Linked DNA regions of Homo sapiens: region 2 is linked to region 1. The links are chromatin loops, found by intact Hi-C in ENCODE. Cell type or tissue: mammary epithelial cell. All regions are shown on one strand. Links, peaks and the distances in the headings refer to the core of each region. The heading gives the core; the rest is flanking DNA.

Region 1 (6,177 bases), core at 2,117-4,616:
CAGGCACTTCCTGTAAGAAATGGGCTTTCTCCCACCATGGACTCTCTGAACATCAGTGAGATAAGCAGAGCAGGGAGTAGGCCCCAGGCAGGGGTGAGGGTGACCCGCCCATCCAACAGTGTTTGCATGGTCCTGGGGTCACAGCCAGAGCCACTCTGGGTACCTGCCCCTCCCTGGAATGGGGGTAGGGGCAGAGCCCCTGGCTGAGACCAGCATTCAGCTCCAGCTGTGGAACCCCCAGAAGATTCTGAGGGCCCTGGGTTGACCCTCAATGGTCTTCAGCCACCCTTCTTCCTCTGCCCCAGAGAAGATGGGCGTCCTGGGATCTGAAGGGTCCGAGGTCAAGTTTCAGTCCTGTCCCAGCCTCTGCCAGGGAGCCTGTGCTGGACCAGGATTCCTTTACATTTGGATTTGGAGACCCTCCTGAGAAGCGGACCCTCACCTAGTTCGTTGAAATTCTCATCTCCCCAAAAGTCCGTTTCTCTGGGGGAGAGGAGCAGATGGGGACACCCCGGGAGCAAGCACCTGGCTCTGCCCTGGCACGCCCCGTGACTGACAGATGCAAATGTCCCGCCGGGCCCCCGCAGGCCGCTCCCTCCCTTGCTGGCTCGCCCGCCTCCCGGCCAGCTCCCTCCCTCCTTTATCTTATCAAAGCCCGGTAATTACAATTGCTATTTTGTTTCCTCGAATCTGCAATCAGAGCTCCCTGGCCCAGATGAGGGAGCGCCTGTCAACCTGATCGCTGAGTGACAGCCCGGCCACCTTTCCTGGCCGCCCCCACACTCCGCAAACACAAACACACACACGCACAGACACAAACTCCCTCGCCTGCAAACACAAACACACACTCCTCGCCAACACAAACGGCCCATCTCCGCAGACACGCCCTCGCCTGCACCCAGACACACTACTTCAGCCTATTTCCAAACGCACCCCTCGATCCCAGCCCATCCCCCGGCCCCTCCAATCCACACCCGCCGGAGACCGCAGCTCGCTCCGACGCGCGCTTCCTGCGCCGGGCGTTCAAAGCGCCGCGGACTCACTGCCGACCGTTCAAATGCAAATCGCCGAGACTACGTTAAGCACTTCGGCCACTGTCTGGGAGTCGTCTCCCTCGGCCCCCAAATAGAAGCCTGCCCTTCCTCCAGCAGTCGGCAAACCCCGGCGTATGCCTTCATCCCCCAGGGGTCTGAGGCCACAGTGAGCCGGCAGCGCTCCTACTGTGCGCTGAAGGGCAAAGAAGAGGGCTCGAGGAGAGGCTGGGGCGAGGAGAGAGGAATAAACCTTGCCCAGCTGTGTCCGCGGGGCGCCCCAACCGGCCGAGAAACTCTTGGGCCGAGAGGCTGATGTGGATTGGGCCCCCACTGCGGGCAGGAGCGTGCTCGGCGCAGGCCCGCGCCCACCGGGAGACCTACCCGGAAAACCGGCGAGAAATGCAAGGAGCGATCAGTGGCATCGCGGGGGGTGGGTGGGGTAAATATTGGGGCGGAGCCGCGCAGGGGGTAGATGGGTCAGCTAGGGAGGCCTCCCAGGAGAGAGGACTCAGCCAGTCTCCCGCTCCTCCTGCCAAGCACGTGCCGAGGACTTTGGAGGCTGGGGCCAAGAAGAGGAAGGGAAAGAGGAGTGAGGGCCACAGCCAGACTTCCCCACTCCAACTCAAGTCGTTCGAATGAATGAATGAACGTATGCACGCATGCATGCAAGCCTCAGTGGCATTCCCCCGCCTTCCGCCCAAGATTCGGCCGCCCAGAGCAGTGGCGGGACTCGGAGGCCCCGGCCCCACGGCGCCCGCCCGGAGCCTCTAGAGGCCAGGGAAGCGGTACGACCACGAGCGGCTTCAACCTCGCCCGCCAGAGGGCGCCAGCCCCGACTTCCCTCTCCCTGCCGACCGCGCTCCGCAGCGAGACCCATGGTTCCCAGCCAGGCCGCCCCTCCGCCGGGCTCCCCAGGGAAGCATTTTTAGCAGCGCCCTCCTGGATCGGAGAAAGGCGCCTGCGACCCAGATCACCGCAACACAGACGGGCGTCATCTCCCTTTGTCCTCAACTTGAGGAAGAGGGAGGTTGGAAACTGGACCCCTAGTTCCTCACCACGGGCTGGGGGAGAACCTCCTTCACTAGGGATGCGCTGAAGAGCGTGCGGGTCGGTACTGCGGACGCAAGGTCTTCAAAGCTGACCTCACCTGCCCCAGAACCACCAGCCCGCGATATCCCGGGGCCCCTCCCCCTTGACTAGAGGCTGGGAGTGGGAGTTGGCCTGACCCCCATCAGGCCCTGTTCTCTGTCTATCCTCAGCCTGTCTGGCCCCAGGTTGTCTGGGGAGGCAATGTTTTGTTTGTTTGTTTGTTTGTGGGCATTGACAACCCTCCCCCCACAACCAACACAGCTGCTGAACTGCTGACCCCAGAGCTGGTCACATACACTCATCCTCAAACCAGGTGTGTCAGTTCTTCCTGGCACAAAGGCAGCCAAGTGCCAGAACTACCTGATTCCAGGCACCAAAGACCCCCAGACCCCACGGTGTGTGGGGGACAAGAATCCCTTAGTCCAGGAGGCAAATTCCCTGGGGCCCCTTTCTGCCCCCATATGCCAGGCCACCCGGATTCTGGTTTCCCTGTCACCCAATCTGGCCAGTCCCCTCCATCTGGCCCCCGGAGTCAGGTTTCTCTAAGGGCCCAGCCCTGCTCAGAGACAGCCTGCAAGGCTCAAAGGAGGAGCGAAGCCTGGTCCCGCCCTGCCCTCACAGGCCCTCTCTGGGCCAGAGACCCTCGTGGGGCTAGGGACGCGCATTCCTCAGGCTGCCTAAGCTCGCTTATCTGCCCCCCTGCCCATCAGCCGAGTGCTGACAGAGGCCCAGACCCCTTGTTTGGATGCTGATAACCTCCTGCGATGACCCTCTCCCACCTGCAGAGACTGGGAATGGGCTGAGTGTTGGGAGGTCCCCTTCCAGCAAGGCAACTGGGGCCCAGGCCCCAGGTCCTAGCCCAGGGCCATGAGGGTAGAGGATCCCACAGTTCTCCACCCTCCCCCAGGCCCAGGGCCACGCTGGGTGCTTCCACAGTGCCACCTGGCGGTCCCTAGGGAAACATCACCCAGCACAGGAAGAAGCCACACAAGAGCTGCAAAAACTCCACACCACTTTATTTCAACCTTTATCCAAAAATGTAAAAACTATTAAAAATGTGTAGCTCTGAGCTTCAGGCACTAACCTCCAATTCTCACAGGCAGGTGGGAAGGGAGGCCCCGGGCATGGTGAAAATCAGAAAACCACGGCTGTGTGGAGCACAGGCCCTCTCCTAGCACCAAAGACCCAAGTCCCTCCCACCCAACCCCCACCCAAGCTCTCCTCTTCAAGGAAGAAATATTTACAATTGTTGAAACTTGTCAGGGAACAGGGTGCATGGCGGTGCATGGCACATGGAGCTGACCTGAAAAGAGGAAACAAGGAATCAGCATTTAGGCCCTCACCTGCTTCTCCTGCCCCTTCCCAGAGCCTGCTAGGCACTTCTCCCCGCAACTCACCTAGGAGGGCTAGGGCCTGCCCCCCTGCTTTTTGGCAGGAAGGATGGGGCACAGCTCAACTTCTTCCTCATCACTGTCCTCTTCCTCTTCCTCGCTCTCCTCCTCAGAAACATCATTGCTCATCGTAACTGGTGGACACACAAGCAGTAGAAGGATGGGGTGTTAAGACCAGACCGTTTCACACCGCATGCCATTTCTTCACGCCGTGGTGTTAGGCTTACAGGGACCATGACCTCCCAGTGCTTATGGGCTAGGTGGGAAGAACCTCAGACCCTAAACTGGGTCACAAAGAGCCAAAGGAGTCTTCATTATTGGAGCTGGAGAAGTTGGGCCATGTTCCATGGAGGAGGTAGGCTTGAGTAGACGGAAAGGAGAGGGCATGTCATGCACAGGGCACAGCGTGGAGGGCACACAGACCTGTACAGGGCTGCACTGGGAGATGAGGGTGGGATGGGGCAGGAGTGCGGAGTGGGGGAAGCCTGATGGGAGAGTCCACTGGAAGCAAAGGAGAGGGCCCTCCCCTCTTCTCACCAATCTGGTGCCGCCCAGTGATCCGCACAGGGCCAGAGCCCGACTTCAGGCGGAAGGTTACAGGTGGTTGGAGCTGGAAGTCATCCAGACTGAGCTGGGAGGAAGACAAGGATGAAGGCCTGGCCCACTCCTAGCCCACCCCACACTGTAATGAGTGCTAACGTCCTCAATCCCCTCACCACCACCACCACCACCACCAAGGCAGAGCTGGGGAACTCACCATGGGTTGGCAGGACAGCTTGAGGTTGGCCACAGGGACTGCGATCTCCTGATGGTCATGGTTCCGGGCCACAACTTCTACCACATTACACTCGTCTTTGGCTCCCTCGGTGAGGCAGAGCTGGGAACGGTACACAGGGCCTCAGGGTCTCCTCAAGTGAGGGTTGACACCACAACTAAAGGCATCTACCCTAGCACCTGCCCAGCCTCAGAGGTCCCGGTTCACCTGGCCAGGGGAGCCGCCCATGCCGGGGGGTTAGGCTGAGGATGTGTCTCCAAGTAAAGGGGATCCGGAGGTTGGGTAGAGACCTATATTGCCTGCCTGGGCTTATTCATTAAAACCCCACTCCCCTGCCCCTCACCATGGTTAGTGCCAGCACGTGCTCCGCATCATCCTCTTCCTCTACCTTAAAGGTGAAGGAGCGGGTGTGGCCGGAGAGCTCACAGCCTGGTAGAAATAACAGTGAGTATGCCTGAGCGTGTGTACGGGGCTGGGCAGCGGGGGATGTCACCAACCCGCCGTCACGTGTAACCTTGGGCGGACGGGTCATTTACACGTCCACCTCCGTCTCTTCTCTCAGAACACCTGGGACGCTCTGCCGTGGGCCCCGCCCAACACATCTGGGGCAGGGATCTCGCCACCCCCTTTGGCTGTGCGTGCGAGGCCCCCTCTCCTGCGGGAACAGCGAAGCAGCCCTCCGCCCACACCCACGCCTTGAAACCCTCCGCATTCCCGCCTCACATCCCTACCTCTTACCGCCCCAGTACCACCCTCAGCCTCTCCCTTCACTAATACCGAAGAAAAAACTGTCCATAGTGACCGGGGCCGGGACCCGTAGGCCCCCGACACCCCCGGCCCGCGTTCGGCTCTCCTGACTCAAAAACGCTAAGGCAGCTGCAGTACCGGCGGCCATGCTGTAAGAGCCTTCTTCAAACTCCGCCCCCGACACGCACAAAGCCGGGGACCCTCGGCCAGTTCCGGCCCCGCCCATTAAAGGAGACGCACAGTCCTGGAAAAGAAAAGGCGCCGAGACCCCGCAGCCCTACCCGGAGCCCGCAGCTTCTGCTCATATTTTATCAAGACCGAAGAGAAAGGAAGTAACATCACAGAAGAATGGATTTGGGGTTTATGTTAACATCCTTGCTCATTTCCACGACCATGAGGGTGTCCACTTCCCCAAGCTCCTCGCTCTGTGTCGGAAGAGTGTCTCCCACTCTTCCAACCCAGGGTAAGCTTTCGTTAAAGGAGTTATAGATATAAAAATGTAAACCCTTCTTACTCCTCCCAGCAAAGGTGGGGTTCAGGGCAGTGCTTTTCTGCTACAAGCAAAGGAAATGCACTCAGATTGTCTTTGCCTCAAGAGAGCCGAGGAGCCTTAGGAATTTCCATCCCAACACGTCTGTCCTGTCTGTCCTCTCGGCTAAGCCTCTCTTAATTCTTCCTGCTCTAAAGACCCCGCAACTTGCTATGCCTTCACTGAGACTTAGCTGCTGGCACTTGCTAGCAGAGGACTAGTTAGCTCATGTGTGTTGGCTGTTCCTGGCCCACCCACGCTTTTTGAGCTTTTAATTCCAAATCATCCAGGAGTATCTTTGCGCCGTGGATTATTTTGTCAGTTTATGCTACTCGCGCCATCTTTCGCCTTTTAAGAATCAGGCAAACTGTGTGCTTTCTATCCTAATAGATGGCAAAACTCAAACTAGAGGCCCTATTTCACATCCAGGTTATAACTGTGGCAAGAGGGTGGGGTGGCTTGGCTAAAAACTAGTCTACTTTTCTTAGCTCTTGTCTTAATGAAAATCTGGAAGTCTTACTGGTGATGGAGGTAGGGGAGGGCTGCCTTCAAGATCCAATCTCTAACTTGGAACAGCTGTGGAGAGGAGAGAATACCTGCTTGTAGGTGAGG
Region 2 (6,177 bases), core at 1,554-4,053, 480 kb before region 1:
GGGTCCTGGAACATGGTGGGGGAAAAGAAGAAAAACAATAGAGCAAAACAGAGAGAACCTGTTTTAGTCTCCCTGGCCCCTTTTGGGAGGGGGTAGGGAAGCTCAGTGTGGGAGAGTGGATCTCATCAAGGACAATTGAATTTGGAGAGAGTGGGTGAGTCCAGGCTTTCGAGGGAGAGGGGAAATTGGGATCAGCAGCCCAACTCCCACCTACCCCATCCACTTAACAGCAGAGGGGAAGAAGAATGAGACCTGGAGCACTCCTGGCCTCTGGCTTCCTTCTGGGGGTGCCTTTGGAGGCCTGAATGGCTCACCTCTTATTCAGAACAGGGTGCACTGGTTTACCCAATGCCTGGGTGCCCAGTCACCATGGAATTCTGCTAGCACTGCTCATAGGCCAGATCCTTCCCTTTAGAGGCACCCTCTCCTCAGCCTCTGGCTGACCCTCTGCTTCAATTCATCTCCCTTTCTATTTTCTCTGGACCTCCAGCCCGCCATGTGTACTCACGTTACCGCTCCCCACAAAGTGCCCCTTGCTTTGCACCTGTGCCCTCAGCTGACTATTACAGCCTCCTGCTCTGCTCTTCCCCTCAAGCCCACCACACTGGTCCCCACTCCACGATGTGTCATATGTAGCTCAGCTCTGTGTGTGCATGTGTGTGTGTGTCTGTGTGCACGTGCATGCATGTTTGTGGCTGCATGTGTAAGAATGTGCCAAACAGTTTTGAACATGAAGGAGGGGGGAACCCAGAATGGCTTTCTCCTTGACTTTTTTGTTGTTTTCCCATCAACCTCCAGTCTGCTGGACTAAGTCTAAGGACTTAGGGAGGGAAATGTCGCTCTTAGAGTCCATGTGACCCACTGGCCACTTCTGACCCTCTTTTACAGCCCCCCTCCCCGACCTCCACCATCTGGGGTCTCAAACCCCTCACCACTAGACTAAGCCTGGTGAGAGGCAGACAGAGCTGAGGGTCAGGGATTGCTCAGTTGGGATTGGTCCTCTGGCAGGGGAGGGCACTCAGTCAACAGAGACTCCCATCTGGCTTTGGGCTTGGTCTCGGCCTTGGGTAAAGTCATATAGGGAAAGGCGGAGGCCACAAGGAATGAACCAATTCTTGGTCTACTCCTCTCTCCTACCGTCCCAGCCCAGCCTATCCTTGGGGACAGGGATGCAAATGAGTAAGCCAAGTCAAAGTCCCTTCTCTAAGAAGAGAGACAGAGAATAGAGAAGATGTCACAGAGCCCCTTTTGCCACCTACTAGTCTTCTCTTTTTTTTTTTTTTTTTTTTTTGAGACAGGTTCTCACTCTGTCACCCAGGCTAGAGTCTACAGTGCAGCAGCATGATCATAGCTCACTGCAGCCTCTGCCTCCTGTGCTCAAGCAATCCTTCTGCCTGAGCCTTTTGACTAGCTAGAACTACAGGCATGCACCACCACATTTGGCTATTTTTTTCTTTTTTTTTGTAGAAACAGGATCTCACTATGTTGATCTGGCTGGTCTTGAACTCGTGGCCTCAAGCAATCTGCCCACCTCAGCCTCCCAAAGTACTCAGCTTACAGGCATAAGCCACTACACCGGTCTCATAGTGTATTTTTTATCTAGTGCTTTCTCTGTGGTGGGAGAGGGGGTATCAGGAGGCATTGTCAGATGTGAAGATGGTGTCTGGGATGCTTATTTTATTTATTATTATTTGTTTTGAGACAGTCTTGCTCTGTCGCCCAGGCTGGAGCGCAATGGCACTATCTCAGCTCACTGCAACCTCCGCCTCCTGGATTCAAGCGATTCTCCTGCCTCAGCCTCCTGAGTAGCTGGGATTACAGGCATGCACCACCACACTCAGCTAATTTCTGTATTTTTAGTAGAGATGGGGTTTCACCATGTTGGCCAGGCTGGTCTCAAACTCCTGACCTCAGGTGATCCACCTGCCTCGGCCTCCCAAAGTGCTGGGATTACAGGCGTGAGCCACCTCGCTTAGCCTGGAATACTTAACTTTATATGCCAACTTGACTGGGCTAAGGGATGCCCAGATAGCTGGGAAAACATTATTTCTGGGTGTGTCTGTGGAGGGAGTTTCTGGAATCAGTAGGCTGAGTGAGGAAGACTCACACTCATCACTGTGGGTGGGCATCATTCAATCTGTTGATGGCCTGAATAGAAGAAAAAGGCAGAGGGAGGGTGAATTTGCTTTCTGCTTGATCTAGGCCATCCATCTCCTCTTGTCTTATGATTTGACATTGCTGGTTTTGGGGACTTAAGACTTGGACCAGGACTTATACACCAGCCCCTCCCCGGCCCCCACAGTTATCAGGCCTTTGGGCTTGGACTGGAACTATACCACTCACTTTCCTGGGCCTCTAGCTTGCAGTCAGCACATCATGGGACTTTTTGGCCTCCATAATTGGGTGACTCAATCATTCATAATAAGTCCCTTTATCTACCTTCTTCCTTCCTACCTTCCTTCTTTCTTCTTTCCTTTCCTTTCTTTCTTTCTTTCTTTTTCCTTTCTTTCTCTATCTCTCTCTTTCTCTCTCTCTTTCTCTTCCTCTCTTTCTCACCTTCTCTCCTTGTCTGCTTCTTTCTCCCTTTCTTCTTTTCTTTCTTTCTTTTTTTCTTTCTCCTCTTTCTTTCACTCTTTCTTTCTATCTCTATCTCTCTCTTTCTCTCTCTCCTTCTTTCCTCCTCTTTCTTTCTTTCTTTCTTTCTCTCTTTCTCTCTTTCTTGGTCTGTTTCTCTGGAAAACCCTGACTAATACAGTGTATGAGGACCTGGGGAGAAATCGAGGACCTAGATGGAGGTGAGGTGCAGTGAAGAGAAGCCAGGAGGACCTGCAGAGGGGCTGGCAGCAGAGCAGAGCTCACCGTTATGCCCTCTCCAGAGGGAGGCAGCAGAGGACCATGGGAATTGCCCCATCCAGCATTAGCAGTTCAGTTCCCCTTGCTTCACTGTCTACCATGGAGCCCATATCTAGGGACTCACCTTGTTTGAATGTTTTTACACTTTTAGTCCCTGCCCCAAGGAGAGATGCCTTGGGAAAGTCAGCCCTGATTTAGTCCCTCCCAAGCTCCTCTCTTCATTCCTATGTAGAGGCTTCTCTCCTTTGTGTCTAGAACTTAGAGAACATACTTTTGTCCACTCCCCACCTCCTTACATTTCTCAACCTCCCCAGCTCCCTACCTCCTACACGCCCTTGGAGGCCATGATCCAGCCCAGATTCACTGCCCTGGAGAGGCCCGTATCTCTGCCCTGTGGCCATGCTGAGCCATGACTGTGACAACTAGACATTGTTAGCATCTGACCCCCATCATCCCTAGGGAGTTTCCAGTGAGGGCCCATACTCCTAATGTCTTCTTTTCCCTACCCCCATTTAGTCACTCACCAGGCCTACTTCCTGGATATGAGGACCAGGTCTGGCCCTGGAAGTGCACAGGGAGATGGTCCTGTGCTGGGGACCAGGCTAGCATAGGGGCAGCAGCTAGGTGGAGGAGTTCTGAGGTGTGGCCTTGAGTGCGATGAAAAACCAGTGCCTCATAGCCTAGTAACATTCCCCTCCCTGCCAACATGGCACCTCTGTGGTCCCTCAGCCTGGTTGGAAGTGGGGTGGTGAGGAGTTGGGGGGCACAGGTAGATGGAAGGTGGGGAATGGGGTGGGAGGGCACAGGTCAAGGGAACAAATATCTAATTTTTTCAAAGCTCAAAAACTGGAAGCAACCTAGAGGCTTCAAAGTTAAATCCTGGAGCAGAGAGAACATCTCCTGTGCATCGGGTAGAGGGAGCCAGGGACAGAATGGCCTTGGTTTGAGGATGATCTTATCAAAAAGGAAGCTAAGAGTGACCAGCTTTTTTGAGACCAAAGAGGGCCAATGGGTTCCTTCTGAACTCTTACTGGGATGGGAGTGGCTGAGAGAGCTGTAGACCTGAACCCTGGGGGGCACAGCTGAGATCCCAACAGAAAGGAGCCCATGTGTTAATAACCACTATAAGCCACGAGAAAGTCAGGGTCAGGGAGTGGTGGATTACTACTGGTCTCTCTTATCCAGTCTCCTGTCATTGACTCCAAGACATCTGGGTCTCAGAGAGTCCAAGATGCAAGGTAGGCAGCTACCTTACAGATCATCTGGCCTAGGACTCATTTTATAGATAGAGAAAAGAAGACTCAGAGGGGATAGGAAGGTGCCTGACTGTACCACCCACCATCTCAAGTCATCTATTAGCTTAGTTATAAGATCTCAGTTTGACCTCATCCTGTGGAACTCCAGGCTTACCTGCCTGCCCAATGGATTTGTCCCTAGATTAAGTTTCCCCTCCACCCACATTGTTGCTCTATGTTTGGACCCCTCCAGATAGGCCTGATGGAGGAGCCCTGATTGGAAAATTTCCCCTCCCCTTCCCTGTCTCAGAATATAGCTTCTTAGGGCGCTCCCTTTGCAACTTGAGATGTCACTGTCTTTCTATTAAAATGTCTTTTCCACTCTGCCTCTCCCTTTCTCTCGCTCTTCTCCAAACCCTACCCCCTCCACCCCCACCTGCCATCCCTTCTCTAGATAGAGCCCCAGAACTGCTGAGATGAATCTCTGCAGCTTTGTGGTTCTGGGCTGTGTTCCTGGTAATTGAGTTGTGCTCCCTAGTCATGATGGGGGAGGGTGGCAGTGGCTGCCGGTGGGTCCAGTCATCCTTCTGCTAGCTTAGCCCCTTCCACTGTGATCCAGCAGAGAGGGTGAGGAGGAGAGAGCTGGGGATGCTTCCTTTTCCCCAGCCCTCCTTCTCCAGCTCTCTGTCTCCCCCTCTCCCCCTCCCTGCTTCATCTCCAGCACAAATCACATGGTGACAGCCACATCCAACCTTTGGGGAAGGGTTTGTAAATGTGTCTTCCTTAGCTGTGATCTCCAAATTGTTCCTTTTATTGCATTTGTCACGGTGAAGATTAAAGTCCCTGGGTGGTCTGCACCACAAATCACAAAGTCTGCTCAGGGAGAGGCTGCAGGTTGGGAACTGATGGAGGGGTCTGGGCCCTGTTACAGGGTGTGCATGCATGTGTATACTCACAAACACCCGATCCCATGTGTGATGAGGATTTGTACTTAGGAATGGAAAGATGTGCTGCTGATATTGTCCTTCTGAGTTGTTAGCCCCCTTTATAAGCACAGTTTTTGACCTCTTCCTCCAGGCTGTCTTCCAGGATCTCCCTGCCCAATCTGTGGTTGGCATCATGGTCTACATTGCTCTTTCCCGTCTCTTCCATCAGTGGGGAGGGAAAGCTGTGGTCACATCAGAGATATTTCAGGATATCCCCCTGGATCTTTGGTCACATTGATCTCTAGATCTCATCCTGGCAGCCCTCTTTTTTTGAGACAGGGTCTCACTCTGTTGCCCAGGATGGGGTGCAGTGGCACGATCTTGGCTCACTGCGGCCTCAACCTCCTAGGCTTAAGCGATCCTCCTGCCTCAGCTCCCCCAAGTAGCTGGGACTAAAGGCGTGCACCACCATGCCCAGCTAAACATCCTGGCAGCACTCTGAATGGGTCAAGGGCAGTTTGGGCCCAGAGCTCCCAAGGGACTCACATCCAAGCCCCAGAAGAACAGCTGATCTTACCCTGTCCCAGCACCCCCATATCCTGACTTTCTTTCTCATCCTGAGACACAACTGGTTGCAGAGGGAGCACAGCTGACATGGAGGAAACACAGCTGAGGAACCAAGAGGACAAAAGCTCCCTTGTACATGTGCGCTGAAAACAGCCCCCTTATGAGGTGGGCTTCCTGCCTGTCCCTCATCCACATTCATAACATTCAAATTTATGCTGTAATCTCCACCGCTCCATATGTATGAGCCTTTGATGGGTGTTTGGGTTTATGGGATGCACCCGTCCCTCCATTCCCTCACCCGCCCACCGCCTCCAACCACTGCAAAGACGCTCGTACATAATTGACATCGGCAGATTCTTTCATTATACAAGATTTAGCATCTGCTCAGGGATCGCTCGCTCCTCACTCACCATAGATGACTTTTCCCCGCGTTTCCTATTATCAATTCAAATTAGCCCCATTTCCCCACCCGACCAGTGCAGCGTTTACACTTGACAGTGAGGAAACAGCAAGGCTATAATGGGCTCCTCAATTATTTAGGCCCAGGTAGGCCAGGACCCAGAAAGCCTTGACAAGGGGATATGCTGGGGTGGAGT

What was found. Peaks named below come from ENCODE experiments on the same cell type or tissue, not always from the same donor. Only the 100,000 strongest peaks of a DNase experiment are listed, where the experiment ranks them.
Region 2: a loop joins it to region 1, with 13 times the contacts of the local background. A loop is called at or near these places in 3 of 110 quality-filtered maps.

The regions. Positions count from the first base shown.
Region 1 is chr10:101,778,207-101,784,383 of GRCh38, forward strand. It overlaps NPM3 (nucleophosmin/nucleoplasmin 3), which reads right to left and starts at 5,240. Exons shown (of 6, transcript NM_006993.3): 1 at 5,067-5,240; 2 at 4,633-4,718; 3 at 4,272-4,391; 4 at 4,052-4,145; 5 at 3,521-3,648; 6 at 3,119-3,426. The coding sequence starts at 5,184. The coding sequence ends at 3,530. It also overlaps a transcript of FGF8 not described here. RefSeq lists a promoter at 1-3,100, enhancers at 1,472-2,369, 2,010-2,139, 2,217-3,067, 2,946-3,240, 4,168-4,807 and 1 more and a silencer at 1,710-1,789. In mammary epithelial cell, for the core only: a CTCF peak has its summit at 3,065 (motif pointing left); no DNase peak of the experiment used is centred there; H3K4me3 peaks cover 834 bases; H3K27ac peaks cover 221 bases.
Region 2 is chr10:101,298,741-101,304,917 of GRCh38, forward strand. No RefSeq gene overlaps it. Among named protein-coding and RNA genes, the nearest start is that of LINC02681, 38 kb to the left of the region's middle. In mammary epithelial cell, for the core only: a CTCF peak has its summit at 2,880; a DNase peak (open chromatin) is centred at 2,901.